Regions from separate parts of the Mus musculus genome. Here all the other regions are linked to region 4. Evidence: chromatin loops called from intact Hi-C (ENCODE). Cell type or tissue: left cerebral cortex. All regions are shown on one strand. Links, peaks and the distances in the headings refer to the core of each region. The heading gives the core; the rest is flanking DNA. Region 1 overlaps Brinp1 (bone morphogenic protein/retinoic acid inducible neural specific 1). Region 2 has its middle 650 kb from the start of Tlr4. Region 3 overlaps Brinp1 (bone morphogenic protein/retinoic acid inducible neural specific 1). Region 4 has its middle 160 kb from the start of Gm23738.

What was found. Peaks named below come from ENCODE experiments on the same cell type or tissue, not always from the same donor. Only the 100,000 strongest peaks of a DNase experiment are listed, where the experiment ranks them.
Region 1: it touches region 4 in a loop (3.0-fold over the local background); 2 of 42 quality-filtered maps call a loop at or near these places.
Region 2: it touches region 4 in a loop (7-fold over the local background); 3 of 42 quality-filtered maps call a loop at or near these places.
Region 3: a loop joins it to region 4, with 7 times the contacts of the local background. A loop is called at or near these places in 10 of 42 quality-filtered maps.

The regions. Positions count from the first base shown.
Region 1 is chr4:68,759,656-68,766,263 of GRCm38, reverse strand. Brinp1 (bone morphogenic protein/retinoic acid inducible neural specific 1) reads left to right here. Exons shown (of 8, transcript NM_019967.2): 8 at 3,118-4,892. The coding sequence ends at 4,255. Among named protein-coding and RNA genes, the nearest start is that of Brinp1, 190 kb to the left of the region's middle. In left cerebral cortex, for the core only: no CTCF peak of the experiment used is centred there; a DNase peak (open chromatin) is centred at 3,541.
Region 2 is chr4:67,474,363-67,480,970 of GRCm38, reverse strand. No RefSeq gene overlaps it. Among named protein-coding and RNA genes, the nearest start is that of Tlr4, 650 kb to the right of the region's middle. In left cerebral cortex, for the core only: a CTCF peak has its summit at 3,410 (motif pointing left); a DNase peak (open chromatin) is centred at 3,372.
Region 3 is chr4:68,844,793-68,847,292 of GRCm38, reverse strand. All of the region lies in intron 2 of Brinp1 (bone morphogenic protein/retinoic acid inducible neural specific 1), which reads left to right. Among named protein-coding and RNA genes, the nearest start is that of Brinp1, 110 kb to the left of the region's middle. In left cerebral cortex, for the core only: a CTCF peak has its summit at 1,130 (motif pointing right); a DNase peak (open chromatin) is centred at 1,134.
Region 4 is chr4:68,019,367-68,025,974 of GRCm38, reverse strand. No RefSeq gene overlaps it. Among named protein-coding and RNA genes, the nearest start is that of Gm23738, 160 kb to the left of the region's middle. In left cerebral cortex, for the core only: a CTCF peak has its summit at 3,031; a DNase peak (open chromatin) is centred at 2,988; H3K27ac peaks cover 295 bases.

The DNA of each region.
Region 1 (6,608 bases), core at 2,283-4,782, 740 kb before region 4:
TTTATTTCCCCCACTGAGGATTCTGAGAGTGCCGCCACAATGAAGCATTGACAGGAGGAGTGGGGGCTGTGGTCCTGACAAAGGGTCCCAAAGATGAGACACGAGAAAGGGGGCGCTCTACGGGGTTATAGAATGCCTTGCAGATGGGAACAGAAGCACTCTAAATGGGGTACTGTGCTGTCACTTGGAGAGGGAGTGACAGGGGCAAGTGTGGGCCATTTGAAAGAGGCATTTTTGAAATAGAGCTCTTGTCAGATGTAACCACGCAATCGCAGCCGCGTGGAGGGCCCCTGCAGCTCACAAAAAATATCAGATGACTCATACCCCAATATTCAGTCAATGTTCTGATTTGGGAGGTGGGAGCCACACAGCTCATTATGATTCTTGCTCCGTTTCCTGAAAGCTGGGCCTGCTGTTCTCCAGGCTGTAATAGGATTGGTCTCACGAAGCAGAGACCAGGGAGGCCTGCGGCTGTGTGGGTGGATGGTATGGAAAACTAATACTGCTGTCCTGAGGGGAAGGGAGAAGTTTGTTTTCCTTTTTCTTTTTCCCCCCTTTTTGTTAATAAAATGTAAGAAGGAAAATATTAATATTCTTTGTTCATTCATTCGGCAAACATTTATAAAGCTAGCTAGGTTGTGTGCTACGTTCTGAGGGAAGAAATGCCCCGCCCTGCCTCCTAAACCTGAGAGGCTGGAGGAGAAACTAGGGATGAGACAAACAGCACAATGCCTTGGGATGTTTTCCGAGAGGTCTTTTTTTTTTTCCTTTTCTTTTTATTTTACCAGATGGAGGGGGTGGTTTTGTGGATTAAACAGGTAGACAGTTTCAAGAAGCTAATTATTCCACCATTTTTCTCAGCTGATAAGTAACTCATTTAAATCCCAAGTCAGCTAGGCAGCCATTTCAACAGTATCCATTTTCAAATGACTACAACAAAATGGCTTCTTTTAGACTTCAGAGCATTCAAGAGAGTACTCAGAACCTTCAAAGGAAGAGCTTATTCTCTGAGATATGAGCACTGTGTACTCTTACATTTTTTTCTCTTTTTTATAATTGCTGTATCCTAGACTTCTCTCCGCAGTTTAAATATATCTTCTCAGCATCCCTGTACCAGCCTCTTGAGACAGACCTTATTATCCCCATTTTAGCAAAGAATACCAAGGATTTAAGAGATGTAATGACTCATTCCCTGTTCCAGGATAGATTTGATTTTTGTTGTTTTTTTTTTCTCTCCCTGACTTAGTTCTGCTTGAACCAACAATATCCGTGCTCATCACCTTAGACTGTCTTATCTCCCCACTGACTTTAGGGGTTTATGATTTTGTGATTGTATGTCAAGAGAATTGCTGCAACAGACAGTTGACTAGCACATCCCACCACAGGATGTGTGGTGGAAATGAGATCCCTTTCTCATTCTCATAGTGCTGAAAGATCATGAACTATGAGCTCCATCATCATCATCATCAATCATCTGCGTCATCACAAATCTTGCTTGGGGTCCTAGTACATTTTATTTAAGACTGTTTTAAAAATTTGGGCTGATAGATAATGCCCAAAGAAAAGCTGATGTGTCAGGAGACTTCTCTTCTTGAGGGCCATATGGTCCATCAGTTTGCCTTGGAGATCCTGTACTCATGCTACCACTCTTTTGCAAGAAGAACAAGAGCTGAATTTTACTAAACCCTTAGTGCCTACCAAATTTATATGTATAATTCACACAAAAAATTGTATAATCCTTACAACAATCCTGTAAGGATTGGTAGGAGGGGTGAGTGGGGAAGCTAAGGAAATTGCCCACTGTCAACCCTGTTCAAGAACAGAGTTTCATCCATTTTATCCATTCACTGGTGAAGCCTAAATCTCAAGTCATTTTCTGGGTGTTTTTGGTAGGCTCAAGTGAGAAACTGGGCATAAAAATCCCTGTGCATAGTAAAGACTGGTGGACAGATATGCAGGACTGTTTGTAGCATGGAGGACAGAGAGGAGGTAACTTCCAAAGAAACATGGAAAAATGAAAGGCCTCTGGGCTGACAGATTTACATATTTTTTTTATTCTTCTGCTGCTTTTTATTGGTTCATGTACCCGTCTTCATTAAAATGTTTTATTGCCTGGAATCTGGGTACAGACACTGGCATCATTCACAGCATGGATTGACAATGTGGAGGGGTTTTAGAAACACAGTTTGTAATAGAAATGCCATACAATTGAGAATTTAGAATACTGGACAACTGAAGAACTTATATTGTTATTGCATATTATGAAAAGCCACTGTGAGAATCATATCATATGATCCATATAGAAGTACTACATGACTTCTATGATACAATGATTATGATGGAATGAAGCTTATTTCTGTTGACAGGGTTGGGCATGCCATATCTTCATCAGTGGAAGGTGTGGAATCCTCTGATGTTGACATAAAAATAAAAATTAAAAACAAGATAGAAAGAAAGAAAGAAAGAAAGAAAGAAAGAAAGAAAGAAAGAAAGAAAGAAGGAAGAAAGAAAGGGAGAAAACATAGAGGGTCACAAATCTTGCCCATGTGAGACTTTCCATGATTTGTTCTCTTCAGAAAGCGTATTTGTGCTCAGAAACTTTATTCCCTAAAACCGATTTCTCAGCGCCTATTGTATAATGGAATAGTTAGAGATAGATAAATATCCTAATAATTAGTAAAATGCCTCCTTTTTATAGATATTCACAAAGAATGTTAGATGTGTAAAGTACAATGTGATATAATAGCTTTAAGACAGTATACAGAATGACAATGTATTTATTAATATATATTCATTCTACATTCTTTTATATTTTAATCTGCTTATTCCTAGGACTTACCAATTAGAGTAGACTGGCTTGCTAGTGAATCTTAGGGATCCTTCTGTCTCTGCCCTCCAAAACCTGTAATTATACATGTGAGCCACCATGCCTACTTTGTCTACATGCATATTGGGAATTAAATTTAAGTCCTCATACTTGCATTGAAAGCATTTTACTAAAAGAAAAATCTAATCTCCACTTTTCTTTCTTTGGGAGGCTCCAACTTGCATGGCCAGTTGTATGATGTACCTCACATTCCTATTGATGGGAGCTAACATTTTCCTTCTTTTTCACAGGACAATTCAACAGTGGCTTGCAAGGGTCCAGTCACTTCTCTATTGCAATGAGAATGGGTTCTGGGGAACCTTCCTGGAAAGCCAGAGGAGTTGTGTGTGCCATGGTAGCACCACACTGTGCCAGCGCCCTATCCCATGTATCATAGGTGGGAACAACAGCTGTGCCATGTGCAGCCTGGCCAACATCTCACTCTGTGGCTCCTGCAATAAGGGCTACAAGCTGTATAGAGGCCGCTGTGAACCACAAAACGTGGACTCTGAGCGGAGTGAGCAGTTCATCAGCTTTGAGACCGACCTGGACTTCCAGGACTTGGAACTGAAGTACCTGTTGCAGAAGATGGATTCACGCCTCTATGTCCATACTACCTTCATCAGCAATGAGATTCGCCTGGATACATTTTTTGACCCTCGGTGGCGCAAGCGCATGTCCCTCACTCTCAAAAGCAACAAGAACCGCATGGACTTTATCCACATGGTGATCGGAATGTCCATGCGTATCTGCCAGATGCGCAACAGCAGCCTGGACCCTATGTTCTTTGTCTATGTCAATCCCTTCAGTGGGAGCCATTCAGAAGGCTGGAACATGCCCTTTGGGGAATTTGGCTACCCTCGTTGGGAGAAGATCCGTCTGCAAAACAGCCAATGCTACAATTGGACTCTCTTGCTGGGCAATCGGTGGAAAACTTTTTTCGAGACTGTCCATATCTACCTACGTAGTCGGACTCGGCTACCCACCCTACGCAATGAGACTGGCCAGGGCCCGGTGGACCTGTCGGATCCCTCCAAAAGGCAGTTCTACATCAAGATCTCTGATGTACAGGTGTTTGGGTACAGCCTGAGGTTCAATGCTGACCTCCTACGAAGTGCCGTGCAACAGGTGAATCAGTCCTATACACAGGGTGGTCAGTTCTATTCCTCCTCATCCGTGATGCTTCTCATGTTGGACATTCGGGACCGAATCAACCGCCTGGCCCCTCCTGTGGCCCCAGGAAAACCCCAGCTGGACTTGTTTTCCTGTATGCTGAAGCACCGCCTGAAGCTGACCAACAGTGAGATTATCAGGGTGAACCATGCCTTGGACCTCTACAACACTGAGATCCTCAAACAGTCTGACCAGATGACAGCCAAACTCTGCTAACCCGGGACCCTTTGCCATGGACTTTCCCTTCTGTTGTGCAAATACAACAGAACAAAACAAAGCAAAACAAAAGAGAACATATACATACATACACATACAGACAGACAGACAGACACACACACGCATACACAAATTTGTAAAATGTAATTAGTATTCAAAGGAAAGGAGGAAAAAACTTCATTTGTTGGAAGCTAACGTGTTCTAGCGACTGTATAAAACCGTGGGGCATGTCTCTTACTTCTATATTCTGTCATGAAGAAGGGTCTCAGAATTGTGTGAAGCTTTGAGTTGGTGGCTTCTTTGGCCTCAGGTGCTGTGTGATGGGGGGGAGAAGGGGAGAGCATATGCAATGAATTGTAAAGACCTCTGCTGTGCAGGTGCTAAGATTAAACACTAAAAGAGAGAGAACAAGCTATATGTAATGTACCTCTGACACTGCCATTTTTCCTTGTGAGAGGAAATGGACGTAGATAAAGAAGATATTTCTTCGGTTAAGATTTCTTTCCTCTTTATGCTTAATTCTTTGTGCTTCTTTTGATGCTCTGCTGGGGATGGGGGTGGTGGGGGTGGTGGGTGCAACAACACTGCAAACTTACCCATATGGCTTCTTTACGTCTCAATAAACTGACACTAAAGGAAAATGGTCCATAGGTGGGGTTGGAAGAACACAAACTGACACAATTATAGAACAGTCAATAAACTTAGAGATTAGCTCTTTAAACTCCTTAGTTTATAAACTAGGGTCAAAGGGAAGCAGCATGCTCATGAATAACCCGATAATAACTGCCCCATAAGAGTTTGACTCTGATAGTCGTATGCCCTTGACAAGACATATTCCTCCTCAGCACTCCAAATTCTTGGCTGTTTTCGGTTTTGAAAATTTTTACCCAAGGGTAAAAGATTTCTCTATCCAAGGTTGTGTTTGGTGATGGTTTTGCTTGGGTAAACAAAAACTTTTCACCTACTTTCCCCAAAAGGAAGTACAGTATCATATTGTTCAGAAATTTTTTCCTAGTAGAGATGGTTTTGACTATAGTCCATGACTGAGTAATAATAGTATTAATAGAAGTTTTGAAGAGTATAGAGAATATAAGGCTTCCCACGTATTTTTAATTTCTTTTAGATTAAGTTATAATAGTGCACATGCATCAAGGCTTTACCACACACACACACACACACACACACACACACACATATATATATATATATAAACACTATCCCTTTTTTGAGGAAGTTGGGTTTAGTAGAATGCCAGACTGAAGAAGGCAGGCTCATCTCAAAGTTCCTCAGAAGATTTGTGAGGACAGTGCTAATTCGCCTTAGGAGCTCAGCATTTAGGTGGTACATGCAAGAAGTACTTCTCTGACACTTGGATCCTCATTTGTACAGTTGGAGTAAAATGCAAAATCATCGAAGTGTACTTTAGAAAACAGAGGTTCTCCAGTCTATGCCATCAGTGTTCACTGATTGTCTGCCTGGACAAGCAACTGCTTAGCTCTATTTTCCACCTGCAGTGAGTACTGCTTTCACCAAAGAGAAAGAGTCATCCCCATGTCAGGTTATGTTATAACAGCTATGATGATCCCTTCACCCCAACACACACTGACTCGACTTCTATTATGTGCTTCCTCATACAACCTTCATAGTATCTTTTTCAGCAACCTAAATAGCATGTGACCTGAACACCCATCAGTGATAGTTGAAAGTGAAAATGGAGGCCTTCCATTTACAGAGGGAGAATTTTCTGGTTTATTTAACTAAAGGTGAAGGAAGAAAAAAAATGTTTATCCTAAAACAGCATATTAAACTTTTAATATTCTCATTATTAGCAAATGAATTAGCACACATTTACATTTTGTGCTGCCTATAACATACTTCCATAGGTTTTCAGACCTCAGCGTTTGAAAGAGTCCATTGTTCATTTACTTGGGTAATCTTTTATGTCAAGAATTGCATTATAGAATATCCCTAGAGCATAAGCAGATCCAGTCACTCATCAATCTTTAAGCAAATCCTCTAGTAAATGAATGAAGATATCAAAAATCTAAATATTGTAAAAAAAGATCAGTGTTATATGCCATTCACATTATATATGTATGTATGTGTATGTATGTGTGTGTGTATATATATATACTTATAGTTTATATGTGTGTGTGTGTGTGTGTGTGTGTGTGTGTGTGTGTGTGTGTGTGCATGCGTATCTTTGCAGAACACCAAGGTGAGTGTTTTGATGGAGTTAGGTATGCAGAGAAGAACTCTAAGAAAGCTATAACTCAGCTTGGCAGTCTGAAAAATAAAGACTTTATAGAAAGAATAGGTCCACTGGCAATATTAGAAAATGGTTAGAGCCAGG
Region 2 (6,608 bases), core at 2,256-4,755, 550 kb after region 4:
AAAGAGGAAAAAAAATAATCCCTTCTTTCGGCGAGTTTTCTAAATATCACTAACACTGTAAACCCTCTTTTCTTCATACCATCTTATTTGATCTTCAAAGTGTCGCTTCAGCTGTCACAGTGACATTTTAATTATATATTTCTTGAGAATGTCAGACACAAGCATCTACATCACTCCTGCTTCACTGCTCTTGCAAATCCTCCCTATTCCCTAATTCCAAGTCCATGTTCTCTTCTTTAATTTTTATTGCTACAGGTGTGTGTGTGTGTGTGTGTGTGTGTGTGTGTGTGTGTGTGTGTGTGTGTGTACAGAACACACCGACTTCTTTTGGTATTGGTTATAAGTACATGATGTATCCAGGCATTGTTCATTGCAATTAGAGAATCTATGCAAGAACTCTAAGTTCCTAGTACAAATTATTTGTGGGTGCTTATTTTCTTGATTATTGATGGGGTGATTTGAAACAAGTTTCTCCATGTTTCACAAGCTGACCTCAAGCCCTCTATGGATCTTCTGATACTCCTGTGTCTATGCTTCTTCCAAGCACTGGGATTGTTGGTGTGGACTACTGTGCCTGGTATATGAGATTCAAGGGATGGAAATCAGGCAAATCAATGATTGGTAACAATTGTAAGCTGAAGCTAAAATCCCAGTCCTTGCTGATCTTAAATTGCTGTGCGCACAAAGCCCTTTTTGCTGGCGCTGTGCAGCCTTTATTTAGGAACAGACAAACAGTGTACTTGAGTTTTTAAGTTTAATTTGGGGAAGATTGATAAATTCTTGAGTCCTTCACAGTGTTTGACGATGGTAATCTTTCAATTTTTCCTTTATAAGTATCGCTGCAAAGAACATCCTTCTGCAACTAAGTGTATGCTTGGGGATATTTCTGTTTCCTAAGTGACTAGATTTGCACATCCATCCTCCTTTAAGACTGCCTTCTTAATGTGTGCTTAGCAGACTCCACTTCATTAAGGGCATCTCTATATCATCTCTCTCAGAAGATCCTGGCCATCTGTGTATTTCAACCTAATGCTTAATCTAGGAGTACATTTTTCAGATTATTCTTAAATAGTTGTCATTGAAAACTATCAGCTATCACAACCCGGTGTCTTAGAAATTAGAAACATATTTTTTTTCATATATTTGAAAGCTACAAGTTCAAGACTGTGAGTTCAACAAATGAGATTTCTTCCAATGAGTCTCTGCCTCATTTGTCCACAACTATGTTTTCATATATTCTTATTAATGCATGGCTTTCACTTTCTGACTATCTTCTAATCATCTCCTTTTGTAAGATTATCATTCACACAAATGAAGACCTACTAGACTTCAATTTTACCTCTTAAATCTTTTTTCTCCATGTGCAATCACAGTTTGAAGTAGAAGGAATGAGGATTTTTGATGGATATATTTTATGACTTACAATTCAAATAATATGAGTTAAATTTGGCTTTAATCTCAAATATTCTCATTATCTTTCTGATAGGCTTTATTAACTGGTATTTATTTTTCAATAGAGTACAAAAAAATGAAAATTATTACCAAAAACCACTTGAAAGCCAGTGGAGCCAAACAGAAGGTATTGATGAAAACAAATTCATAGTTATAACTATTATTATTATAATTATCACATAGACACATTCATCTCTGTAATCAAGCTACTTACCACAATTGCTGAGAGCGCCACAATTCTGGAACAATATATTACTAAAGTCCTTGTTAAGTACATCTCAAATTTGTCCATTTCCATTTGGGCATTTTAGAAAATCTAAAATGTTCAAGTTATTACATGGAAGCATTCTGGCATAGTATTGAAGTGTGAGAGAGAAAATGTTGGCATTAATTATTGGGGGGAAATCAAGAGAGCAAGTTTTCCTGGAATCTTGCCCAGGTGCAAAGGCAGCTACAAAGGGCTGCACCATGGTGGCTGTATTGAAAGGTCAGCCTCTGCACTTAGAACCAGGTCCCTCATAGTTCATGCTTTAATTTAAACTAAAAAAAAAAAAATAATAGAAGTCTATTTTAAGTGATTACAGATTAAACAATTCACCTACCATCTGATTTTGTCTGTAAATTTGCTCAGCAAATCCTTTCTCCATAAAGGGAAGAAAAGAAATTTCCTAAGAAGCACTGATTCGAATGAGGACTTACAGAGCTGTGCTTAAAAGACTCTGGTATCCCCGTCCTTGCTAATTTCAGTTTACTTTGTGACCTTGAGCAATCATTTCTCTTCAGTGGACCTCGGGTTCTGCACTTGTGAAACATCAGGTTGGGACCTTCCCTTTAGTCCTGTGAAGAAGGAAGAGAAGCCTTGGTGTCAGCAGTGAACCTGCTAAAAGGCAAATTCTCAGGCTACTTCTAGACTTCCTGCTTCACAAACCCTGGGTGACAGACATCCAGCAATCTGCGTTTTAAAATCTTACAGGAGATTGCCATGGTAGAGCTGACAATCTACTGGACTAAAGAAATGAAAAGTTTCTAAGTCTCTGTCATCTTGGGGTCTTTGAATTAAAAACAAACAAACAACCAAAAAACCAAAAACAAACAAACAACCCAAAAGTACCCTCTGTTTTTTAATGGGAAGAAGAGCTGGCTTGGATAAGCTGTTTGAAAAAAAATCTTGGAGGAGAGAGTAGCCTCCCCTAACCAATGACTACAGATCCCATGGGGAGAGAGTCCTGGGAATGTGTACCCGGGCCACCTGGAAAGGAAGCAGGGACGATATGGAAGGATTCTCCCCTGGTGTTTAGAGATGGGAAAAGGCAGGTTGAAGGCAGATTGATAATGTCTTCATCTGGAACAGCTTGGCATACATCATGTTTACAAATAGAAGTGATGTGTGATTTTAGTATTAGAAATAGGGTTTTCCAATGATGTGAAAACTCCCATAAGCTATTGTCTGTACTGTATGTATGTATGTATGTATGTATGTATGTATGTATGTATGTATGTATGCATGCATGTATATACATATGTACGTACGTACGTATGTATGTATGTATGTACATATGTACGTATGTAGGTATGTACGTATGTACGTATGTACGTATGTACGTATGTACGTATGTACGCATGTACGTACGTACGTATGTATGTATGTATGTATGTATGTATGTATGTAACCTGTCTTTATAGATGAGGAAATGGATAAACCATGTGGTAGTAAAGTAAGACAAGGCCAAAGAAGAGAAAGTTCCACGGTCACCAAGGCCATGAGGCATTTTCTGTCTCAAGCACCCCTGGGGGCCCAGGATTTTTTTTCTCAAGAAAGGAGCCCCTTCTAACCCTAGTGGAGCCTGCTTAGACTCAGAAGCAGTAACGGTGGAAGCTGGAGGATTGGTGCTGGGCAAGAGGTAGAGGACAATAAGGAATTTTATCGCCATCTAGTGGCACTAGAGAAAAGGCACGCAGCGTCAGCACCAAAGCTGAGGAAGGCTAGCACTGAAGCATCTTGCTTAAAAGAAAGCTGTTAATCTGATTGAATTGCTATTCCCAGGGATTTAGGTACCAGGTCCCCTCCCCAAGCTCCTCATCAAGGCTAAGCACGAAGTGACTAGCCTTGATAGTAATGACACAATTTAGTGGACAGGAGGCTGCTATTGGCTCAAAGAATCTTGAACACATTAATTCATTTTAATTCAAATGAGCTCTACAATTTGCATGTGGAATAGCACTTCCCATCCACAAATTAATCCTCAGTGGGAAGGTCATTCAATGGATGCAAAACTGAAGAGCAGAGGACATGGCAAAGGGTCACAGAGAGCAAATGACAAGGAAAACACAGCAGTTTCCAAACTGATCTGTTCCTAATGCCACACCCGTGTTCTGCAGGAATTCTTATCGACAATCTGGGAAATACAGCGCACGAGACCCACAAGTCCATCCCTTCAGTGAGCACAACCTGAATCCTAGGATTTCACAGTTTTCAGATGCCAAGTTCCAACCCTCTCTGCTTTTCACCATGAGGGAATAACCAGGGAAATTGTTCTTTTCCTTAAGAGTTGTTCTATTTCCTTTAGAGTTTCCATACTAATCAGGCACTTAGGTCTCACGGAGGTGTTAGTTAGAAAAGAGGTCGGTACCATGATAGGAAGTGATGGGCTGGGACGGTTGCAAAAAACTGAACATACTTAAGTTTCACAAGTGAATATGGATAAGTTCGAGGTTTTCTGCTCTTATGTGAGACTTGTGGAACACAATGACAGAATGCCTTTTTTTTCATTTTGAGGCATCCAATGTGTTTTCCAACAATCTAAAAAAGCAAACTGTTACATTTTTACTCAATAGTTTTTTTTTTTTTTCATTGCACAGTCACAAGAGAGAGAAAAAGACAAAGGAAAAGCAAAAAACCTCTAACCATCAGGAAACTACAAGCCAGATAATTTGATACTTTCCAAGTCTTTTCTAACAGTCAGCCAGGACAACTGATGCCTCCATGAATGTGTGGAGAAGATACATGTCCTGGAGAAAGTGCAACATTCCTTAAGACCTATTTGAATAGTGATTTCCTATCTTCTTAGACCCCAAACACTTTAATTCTCTACCACACCACTCATTGTTCTTTGCTTTTTCCTTTTTACTTCATAGGCATAATATGCTTAAACTAATAACCATATTTAACCATCAGTTATTTATTATTCACTATTTCATTTGGAATATGGTCGAGAATACAGAAATATTGATTCTGATACTGTTCCAGTAGTGGACTTAGGGCAAAGCATAGAATCAGTAGAGACTTTATCCCTGCTAGCCTGGAGTCAATACAGGAGGATATCAGACTAAATGTGTTGTCAGTTCAGTTAAGGAAGAGATGAAACCAAAGTTTGGATGATAAAAGAGAGCCATTTACATGAACAGTGGTAGATGAGCACACTGGACAACCACATGAAAACAAGTACTGTTATATGACATCACACAAAATTTAAGATGGATTGTAAATCCAATACTTAAAAAGACTCTATAGAATGTATTTTTAATCTCATTCAATGAAACTCTTTAACCTGAACACTGAGTGCTCAAAATGTAATGAAAATTAAATTAAGCAAATTTATCTATGCTGAAATTGAGACAGGGCAATGAAAGACATTGGCACTGTAGAAAAGGATGAATCCTAGGGTTTAAGAAGACATTCAAAATAAGGCATTCACTTCAAGCATGAGTCAAAACCACTGTAGAACAATGCCAAAACCAGAAAGGCCAGCAGAAACAATGGGCAGAAGGAGATTAAAATCAAGGAAGGTAGGGAACACTCACAAAAATTAATACAAATAAAACCATTTTTGAGATCATCCCTTATTAAACTGATGCAAAACACATGACATATTGATACATGCACACCTATGTACATCATCCATTATGAAGATCCGGTACAGTATCCATCACTACTGATACACTGTAGATTACCAGAGACACTTCAGCATTGCTTTCTGGAACTCTTCATAAGCAACTGTCCCTATAAAACTGCAATTCTGTTGTCGATTTTGCATCCACAATGCAGATGTGAATAGTGACAGAGAGGTATAAGAATACTCTCAGGACTGCTATTAGCAGTAGCAGTTTTCAATGTCATCATTTCTATTAGAATTAGCAATAGTATTCATAATAGCCACAAATTATTGTTAAAAAGTTACACTCACAAAAGAGAAGAAGAAACCATTACTTGTGAAACATACATAATAAGAGATTTAGGAATGAAAAAAAATTATCAACATATTAAACAACCTGAAAAACTCCACAAGCAAAATAAGCAGTGTAATAAATAGAATATTTAAGTATCATTGCTTTGGTTCTAGAAAGAAATCGAACAAATGTAAGCAGATTTTGACAGTATTAAAGTGAATTGGGATGGACAGTGAACTGCTCAACAGAATAAAAAATGGTCTTGGGTTGAACATGAGATTGCTGTGTGCTGATAACAATTTCTTTCCCCCTTGCCTGGTGGCAACTATCTTTGTGAAAACTCATCATTTGTGCTTCCAGGGTGATGTACATTTTCTCAGTATAAGTAAACATCGTTTAAAAAAAGCTAAGGATAAATATATATTTGCCAAATGATGAAGGAAAAAAGAAGAAGAAAAGGGAAAAAATATCTAAGTGAAAAAATGTAATGTGTGTGTGTGTGTGTGTGTGTGTGTGTGTGTGTGTGTGTGTATTCAACTGTGTGTGAGTGTATAGGCCTAATTTTTACATGAGAATTTCTCCACCCTATATTATGAGAAATGATATCTCACTGAACCTGGAGCTTACAATTTGCTTGATTAACTAGCCAGTGAGCCCCTTCAGTAAGCTGTCTCCAACTAATGGGAATGAGAGCACACGTACCACAATTAGCTTTTTCTGTGAGAGCCAGCTACCAAATTCAGGCATGTCCTTGTGCTTTCTGAGAAAGCATTTTACTTATTAAGCATTTATCCTTCCTGGCATTTTGTTTTTCTCATCAAACTTCAGGAATTTCCATCTTCTCTCTCTGGAACCTGGGCCATCATCTGTATCTGATGCTTCCAAGAGTTCTGGCCTACAATTTATCTCAGTGTCTCCTATATAGACCACCTCTTTTTGACTCTAGAAGTAATGAAAACATCATTTTAAATAACTTCCCTTCAAATTAT
Region 3 (2,500 bases), core at 1-2,500, 820 kb before region 4:
TCCTTGTCATCATTCTCTCTCCTGCTTTCAGCCCTCCTAATGGTATGGGTCTTGAAAGTAGAATTTTCATGCCTTCCATCTAGGATCCTTTTTTAAATCTCAGTCTAATTGGTTCACCCACCCCGCTGAGATGCTTAATTGGGCATGAGCATACTCTGCAGATCCTGTGTCATGGTAGGTTCTTCCTTCTCCTCCAGGGGGATTTGCTTGCTCTGTGGGCTCAGAAGGAAAGATTTATTTTATGTTGTGCTCAATTCACTGAGCACTTACATGAAATTGTTCCTGGGCCAGCAGAGCACACAGGCAACATTTCTTCCTTGCTTCATTTCAGTTTATCTTATTTGTTCTCACATGGCATGGTACATGGGAAGTCACCAGCACCTGGAGTCATGAGCTCAGACTTTGACTAAGTCATTCTAATCTTTTCCTTCCTCTCTACTTGGGTTTATAACTTAAGGTACTTGACAGTCCATTTCCAATCCATGAATTAGGCAAATTGAATTTGATTTCTTCTATGAATGGAATCAAAATGAAGCATTCAAAAGAAGGGTATACACTCTCCATGGCATAATCTGCCTGCCACTTGCTTTTGGTAAATATTATTTTATTATAATAAGCCATACTTACTTGTTTACATATTGCCTATGTCTGTTCCAGAGCACAAGAATGGAACTGAGTGGTTGTCTAAGATGCTCAATGAACTTAAAAGCTGTTCCTTTCCAGAAAACAGCTCCCAAACTACTTTCCTCCAGTCATAGTCGGATTTGATTGGCTCAAAAATATTTTTTTTAGCTTTTTATATACCTTACAATTTATAATAAGGACTAGAATATAGCTCAGTGATAGGGTATTTGCCTAGCCTGTGTAGAGTCTAGTTCCAGTTTAACATTTGTTTTCTTTTTCTTTTTCTTTTTTTCTTTTTTTACCAAAGCTTGAGTCTCTCAAGATCTGTAATCTTACAATCCCAAATGTTGATGTTGTCAGTCGGCTTTTCTGTCATTGTCTTTTGTCTTACTCCTTCTCATCTCTGCTCCATCCTTGATGTTCGTCTCCAAAAGACAGACCTAGTCTTACCTCAGGATCTTTGCACCCACTGTTCTTTCATTGGAGGTCATTCTTCCACCACCAGGTGGCTCCATGGGTTCGCTTTTCTTTCCTTCAAAATAGCTTTGCCACAATCTGGAACTTCCAAACACCCTTTTCATTGTTTGTCTGGACATTTCTACCCTCTTCATGTTGGTTTCTTTGATATGTATCTTTTCTTACAAGAATATAAGCTGTGCTAAATTAAGTCTTTATTAAAATCAATTTTATTCACTTCTTATTAACTTCCAGGATTAACTTAGGATAAAGAAAAGAACTCATTCATTCAAATTGTCCTCCATGCACAGGCAGGCATGCTCAAGTACACACTAAGTGAAACTTTATTTTTAAAATAAAAATGTTTATAGAGTAGGAAGAATGGATCAAGGAGAAAGTGTTTGTCGTTAAAAGTATGAAGTCCTGGATTTAGATCTTCAGTTGTCAATTATAAACAAAGTATGCAGGTTTGCATCTGTTATCTCAGTACTGAGTGGCAGGGTAGATCAGGTGGATCTCCAGAGCTTGCTAGCCCACTATTTTACCTAGATCCGTCAGCTACCAATTCAGAAAGAGGCACTGAATCAAAATTACGGTGCAGGATGACTGTAAAATACACCTGACAGTACCCTCTACATTACATACGCACAAGCACACATGCAGGACTGTGTACACATGGCACACACACTCATACCGAACATACCATGTAGTCTGAAATTATCAACCATTAACAGCAGTTTCACACACACACACACACACACACACACACACACGGAGTTCTGATAGTTACAGTGTATTAATTAGGAAGCAAGTGTTTCCCAGCCCTGCTTTGGGAAGGCTATAGTCTCATTAGGGACCCAGGGACAAGACATTAAAATACCCATACTACAGAAGTCATGTAATGATACTATATATCTGCTTTTGCTCTTATCTTTTATATGTGCTCACATCCTCTTCTCCTTTCATATAATCCATCCATTCTCAATATCTTTTATTTTTACAAAAGCAAGTTATGCTTTCTGAAATTCCTTCCTCCATCTTTGTCTGGTCAAATATCATTTCATGCAAATTTCAATTTGCACAGAATTCTTGGACCCCCTACTTTCCTACTCTCCCTGTCAATGGACTATTCTAGGGTTACTTTCCTTTGTTTTATTAAAACTGTAACTAGAAAAGCAGAGCACAGCTTGTAAACTTTACTCAGCAACCATACACCCCCCCCCAACACCATAGGACCAAGTGTGCTGTTCATGGTTCTGACCACACATCCCAGACATAAAGATAATTGCTGTTTTCTTTCCTTCCTTCCTCCCCTCTCCTCCCCTCCCCTCCCGTTCCTTTCCCCTCCCTCCCTCCCTCCCTCCCTTCCTTCCTTCCTTCCTTCCTTCCTTCCTTTCTAGATTTGTATTTTATTGGTTAT
Region 4 (6,608 bases), core at 1,779-4,278:
CATAGCACCTTCAAATATGATGAGAGCTATTCACTATGGGGTACGCTTCTAGACCAATCCTTCTATGTATTGATTCCTTCACATCTTTTGTACAAAGTGTGTGGTATCTTCATAAATATCATCTTACCTTCAAGTTATGAAAACAGGAAAATAATATTTGTCTATACTATTTGAGTAGCCTCAGGCCTGTGCACCAAACTCAAAGGAGGTTTCCCATGGGATTCTTTGTTAGATAGCCTATGGCTTTAGGAGGGAGGAATATATGGCTGTTTAGGATAATCCGGTTTAAAAATATATACACAGATGTATGCTATATGTGGTTTTGAGTAAACATAGAATGTTTCACTTCAGAGATTTCAAACTTCTTTATTATTTATTATTTGACTCCCCTTCCTTCTTCTCCATCGGTCTTACCTTCCCACCCTTCTCTTAAGCTGATACCCTCTCACCCAATTTTCCTATTACATTCTCTAGCAGCACCTCTGTGTTCTTCAGGCTTCCTCCATTATTTCAATGTAAAGACTGGTGGGGAATCCTGAGTATGAAATATGGTAGTACAAGTACTACGTGGATAGAAAACAGTCATGTTCTGAAATAAAGCAAGACCAATGGTCAGGATTTGGTAGCAGGGTAATGAATTTGTACTCATCTTGAATGTGGGAACTTGTTCTTGAGGTGCTTGAAGAAAAGAAAAGAATAATCATGCTTGTGTTTTAAAAGATCTCTTCAAACAACTGGGTACTGAATTGTAGAGGAAGTAAAAGTAAAGAAGTTGACACAGTCTTTGAAAAACACACAGTCATTAAATTGATTCATTTTGAGGGAATTCTTGCTAAATATTCTTCAGGAATATGTGTCAATTTTGTGTATGCTGATCCTCTGATTTTAGGTTCTGGAACTTTCAGTATTATAGATATCTCTCATTGATGTTGAAAAACTTACCCAGGAACCTGATAAAAATTCAGAGGCCACTCACTCCTCAGGAATAACTAAATATTGTGAGCACCAGACAAGATGAGTCAGGAGGATTTTTATTTGGAGTCTTGATTACAGGGTACAATCTTGTCTTCAAATCCCCATTATTCCCCAAGAGGATTATTTGAGGTTACTAGCAAGTTCAGGTTCAGACAGATGTCTTTGCTCCCACCTCTTACTCTCTTAATTCTTCTTTCCTTTATACATTTGTTTTCTTTGTCCCTTAAAAAACTATTCTGAACAAAGAATTCTCACCTGAGGAATACTGAATGGCAGAGAAGCACCTGAAAAAAATGTTCAACATCCTTAATCATCAGGGAAATGCAAATCAAAACAACCCTGAGATTCTACCTCACACCAGTCAGAATGGCTAAGATCAAAAATTCAGGTGACAGCAGATGCTGACGTGGATGTGGAGAAAGAGGAACTCCTCCATTGTTGGTGGGATTGCAGGCTTGTACAACCACTCTGGAAATCAGTTTGGCGGTTCCTCAGAAAATTGGACATAGTACTACCAGAGGATCCAGCAATACCTCTCCTGGGCATATATCCAGGAGATGCCCCAACTGGTAAGAAGGACACATGCTCCACTATGTTCATAGCAACCTTATTTATAATAGCCAGAAGCTGGAAAGAACCCAGATGCCCCTCAACTGAGGAATGGATACAGAAAATGTGGTACATCTACACAATGTAGTACTACTCAGCTATTAAAAAGAATGAATTTATGAAATTCCTAGCCAAATGGATGGACCTGGAGGGCATCATCCTGAGTGAGGTAACACATTCACAAAGGAACTCACACAATATGTACTCACTGATAAGTGGATATTAGCCCAAAACCTAGGATACCCAAGATATAAGATACAATTTCCTAAACACATGAAACTCAAGAAAAATGAAGACTGAAGTGTGGACACTATGCCCCTCCTTAGAAATGGGAACAAAACACCCTTGGAAGGAGTTACAGAGACAATGTTTGGAGCTGAGATGAAAGGATGGACCATGTAGAGACTTCCATATCCAGGGATCCACCCCATAATCAGCATCCAAACGCTGACACCATTGCATACACTAGCAAGATTTTATCGAAAGGACCCAGATGTAGCTGTCTCTTGTGAGACTATGCCGGGGCCTAGCAAACACAGAAGTGGATGCTCACAGTCACCTAATGGATGGATCACAGGGCTCCCAATGGAGGAGCTAGAGAAAGTAGCCAAGGAGCTAAAGGGATCTGCAACTCTATAGGCAGAAAAACATTATGAACTAACCAGTACCCCGGAGCTCTTGACTCTAGCTGCATATGTATCAAAAGATGGCCTAGTCGGCCATCACTGGAAAAAGAGGCCCATTGGACACGCAAACTTTATATGCCCCAGTAAAGGGGAATGCCAGGACCAAAAAGGGGGAGTGGGTGGGTAGGGGATTGGGGGTGGGTGGGTATGGGGGACTTTTGGTATAGCATTGGAAATGTAAATGAGCTAAATACCTAATAAAAAAAGGAAGAAAAAAAAACTAGTCTGCAGTTCAACTGTACCTGTTTTTTTTTTTAATTTCTGTTAAAACCACTAATCTTATTCAACACAAAATGAAAATATGCCCCTGATACCAAACATTCATTGGATTCAGTGTTAATGTAAACCCTCACTGAGAAGTAGAATGATTTATCTGCTATGAAAAGAGTGGTTAGGCTGAGCCAGTCCTGGGCTTGACTGCTGGCAGGGGTGTGATCACTTCCTGCACAGATGCATAAAAGCAGAGAGCCCTGTCACAGTACCACAAGGCAGATCGAGGACAGATCAGCTCATTAAGCAAGAGCAGAGGAAGCTGAGGTCCACACTGACATACACTCATCTGACTAGACACTTCTCACAGGGAAGCAAGGAGAAAGATGACCTACCCTGACCCTAATGAAGACACACAGCCCAGGAGGAGACAAGCAGCCACCCTCAACTTCCGGCTCTTGTGTTCTTTAGAGACAATCCTTAGGAGCAAGCAGACTGTTGTTTTTGTGTGACTCAACAGTGACACCCAGTGACTCTCTCTGTCAATCCCAGATGACTGCTCCCTGTGGATCTTCTGGCAAATACATTTCAGTCTACATTACCTTACACTGAAGCGGCAGCAGCAATCATGTCAACTTCAGTCCTAAAGGAGAAAACCATAATAATAAATCCCAGTTTGTTTTAACATAATTATCTAACTGTTGAAGCATTTTCTTCTGTGTTCTTGGCTCATGTGTGATGTCTAACACAGTATCACAGTGTGGCTTCGCTACTGCTTCAATTTGACATCAGGAGGAAGTGATTATTTCATTCACATCATTGATCTAAATATTATAGGATCTTATTGTCTTTCATTGTAGAATATTTGTATACACGTGTGCACACACACATACACAAACACACGTGTTCTCACATAAATAGGGTAAGAAAATGTTCGAAAAAAACCAAACAAACAATGGAAGTATGCAGAGACAGGAAAATAATCCTCTGAACATTGGTCTAGGCAAACATGGAGAAGAGATTTTTAAAATTAAATTTCAACTAAAATTGAATTATATCAGCTTTCTACTCCTTTTCTTTCTTCTAGCTCTTTCCGAATAACCTTTTTCAGATACCTTTGATGGTCTCAGACCACTACTGTCAAAACAATACGTGTGTGTGTGTGTGTGTGTGTGTTCACACACCTGAGTGCACATGTATGTTTACAAGTGCCCTTGAGTCTATTGAGGTCTTGGACATGACAAAAGAATCTACTATTGCCACTTTGATAGATGAGCATAATTCTTTATTACATTCTAAAGCTTATCTTATATCTGTAGTATATCCATAGCAAAAGCTAACCATCACAGAAAGTCACAATTGGGTACAGTGAAGAGATCAAAAGATTGTGGAAAGTCTATCCACAACGGATACATCTATATGGACAGACATTTAAAAATTTATAATATAACCCAAGGGAAATGACCAACATGCCCAGAGGCATGGCAAAATATGGCATCTGTTGAAAAAGTGTGAATCAGAGGCCTATTAGTGGAGGATAAAAAACTTCTGGTGGACTAGTGAGATACTTTCTGCAAATATTGAAGGGTCAGGCATTCAGAAAGGGAGCTTAGTGTTTTTATTTGGTCCCAGAGGACAGAGATTGAGTAACAGATGGAAGTTATATGGGCCCTGCTTTCCACTCAACGTAAAGAAGCGCTTTATACTGATTGGGTCTCCTGGGAAGTGTAGGAATCTCTGAGGGCAGAGGATTTTATGCCATCAAAAGCGTAGCCTAGGTGTATCTGTCATACCAATTCTACTTGAGAAAGAAAACAAAAGCAAAAAGTGAGTGGATATAGGAAAACTCTCAGAAACTTTAATAACTAAATCTGGGAGGTAGTAGTCAAGAATCCCACTGGATATTCTTTCAAAATATCAAGTAAGATCATTGAAATATTTCTCTAGTAATCATTTTAAATTTTAATTAAAATCTGCTTTCTTCCTCAGCAAACTAGCAGTCGTTTTACCTTAATCTGTATCTTAGGTATACGTCCCCTTTTTCTACCTATGTCCATGCATCTGCTACATGCACAAGAGATCACTGTTTAAGCTCCAGAAAGCATCCATATAATATTTAAATAATTTTCCATCTTGTTACTGTTTCTTTCCCCAGAGTGCCTGAGTTATACGAATTACCTGATACTTGGTACAGCCCACAGTAACTAACAGAGCCATAATTATAAAATAAAGATGCCTCATCCCAGAGAGCCATTCTGCAGGTAAGCAGTAGATAAATTACAGTTATCAAATAGCAACCAAATAGTCTTATGCTTTGGGTCACCACAACATGAGGAACTATATTTGGATGCATCATTTTGAAGGTTGAGGACCACTAATCTAAAGTGGACAAATATGGATAGAAGGTCCAGGGAGATGACAATGAGTACACAAAAGAAGGGTATTATCTTCTCAAACCCAGTGCCAGTCTCTAGGGCCATGTGTGGTGCTGAAATGAGGAGACGCTTTGAGGAGATTATGAAGTCACTGGGGATTTCATTGGGTGAATACAACCAGTGTCTTTACAGATTTCAAGAAACTTATTTTTCTCCTCTTGTATATGGAGCTGACATCAGAAGAAAATATAGCAGACACCATCATTTATGCCTTAATGTTAAACATTCTACTTTGCAGTTTGAGAGAAATTAGTTCCTACTGCTCAAGGGTTATTCAGTGTAATGTTTCTTGTACTAAGATTGCAAAAAGGCAGACTGAAAAAGCAACACTGGCTATTTTCCAGTCAAGTATCAAAATTTCAGATTTTTTTTTTTACTGGATACTAACTACCATCATTTGATATATCCTTTGCTCTAAGCTTTCCCCCCCTTTTTTTTAAAGCATTAAGTGTTTAATTATACATCATTAGATTATACACCTTTAGAGGAAAAGGAGAATGTAGAAGAACCACAACTTTAAAAAGTTAAAAAGGCACAGCAGAAATTTATTAACTATGAAAAGGTTATTTGGGGATATTTATTCAATTTTGGAATGACCTTCAATAATAACAATTAGAAGAACCATACAGAGTTGAGATACCCATCTGAGCTAGTGAATCTATATGAGGGACAAAAGGAAGATATACGAAGAGGTCAGGTAACTGACTAATCAGCAGAACAAGACTCTTAGCCAAGTACAGAGAAATTCAAGGTGATTCATAATTTTAGCAGGAATTTTAGCCACAGAGTTCAGAGATATCCCTAGTTCTCTGTCTAAGTGTCCACAGAGGAAGTTCCAACTATTTTGAATGACCCAAGCTTCGATATATGAATTTTAATTCCAGTTTAGGCTCTTACCTGTGCTAAAAATTGAGACGATTAATTTCCCATTCCAAATCTTTGTTTCCCAGAATTGTAAAATAAGAATGTGTACATCATCCCGCTGTAATTATACTGAGGAGATAAGCAATGCACATCAAACACCTTCAATGCCAAACATAGTATAGATGCTTAAGAGTAACCATCAGTGCTATGACAAAACCAAGTGAAAACTAAGAGCAAAGGGGGTCACAGACAATCCTACATGTGCACACATATGGGTGGAGGGATTCAGATGACAGTTTTCTCCTAAGTGTTTAATATAAGTTTCATTGCCTAGCTGATACCAATTTGAAAAATTACAGGCTACCTTTGTTTGTTTTCTGTTGTTCTAGAGTGTTTTGTTTCATATACGTCTTACTTTGTAAACCAGGGTGCCCTTGAATTTCTGATTCTACTATATCAGCTTTCTGAGAACTGGAATAAAAGGATGTACCATTATGTCTAGCTAAAAGTTCTTGGCATCAGCTCTCAAACAACATGGAGACAGGCAATGGTTTTTGTGATTCTGTGTTCAGAACAGACTGTCCCCTTCATATAATATTATCTGAGTCCATAATGTTGTCTCTGATCTTTGCTATAGCAACCAGCCAAAGTAACATGTAACCTAGCAGAACCCATTCTCAGCTGCTTGAATATTTCTTTCCTTTTCTCCTAAACAATACCTTTTGTAAGTATTAATTTCCTGCAGGAATCAATCCACCTATTCTGGATCTTACACAAACTGAAAGAATCCTTCAAGCCCATAGTTTCTCTTTCCTTCATGATTCAGTTT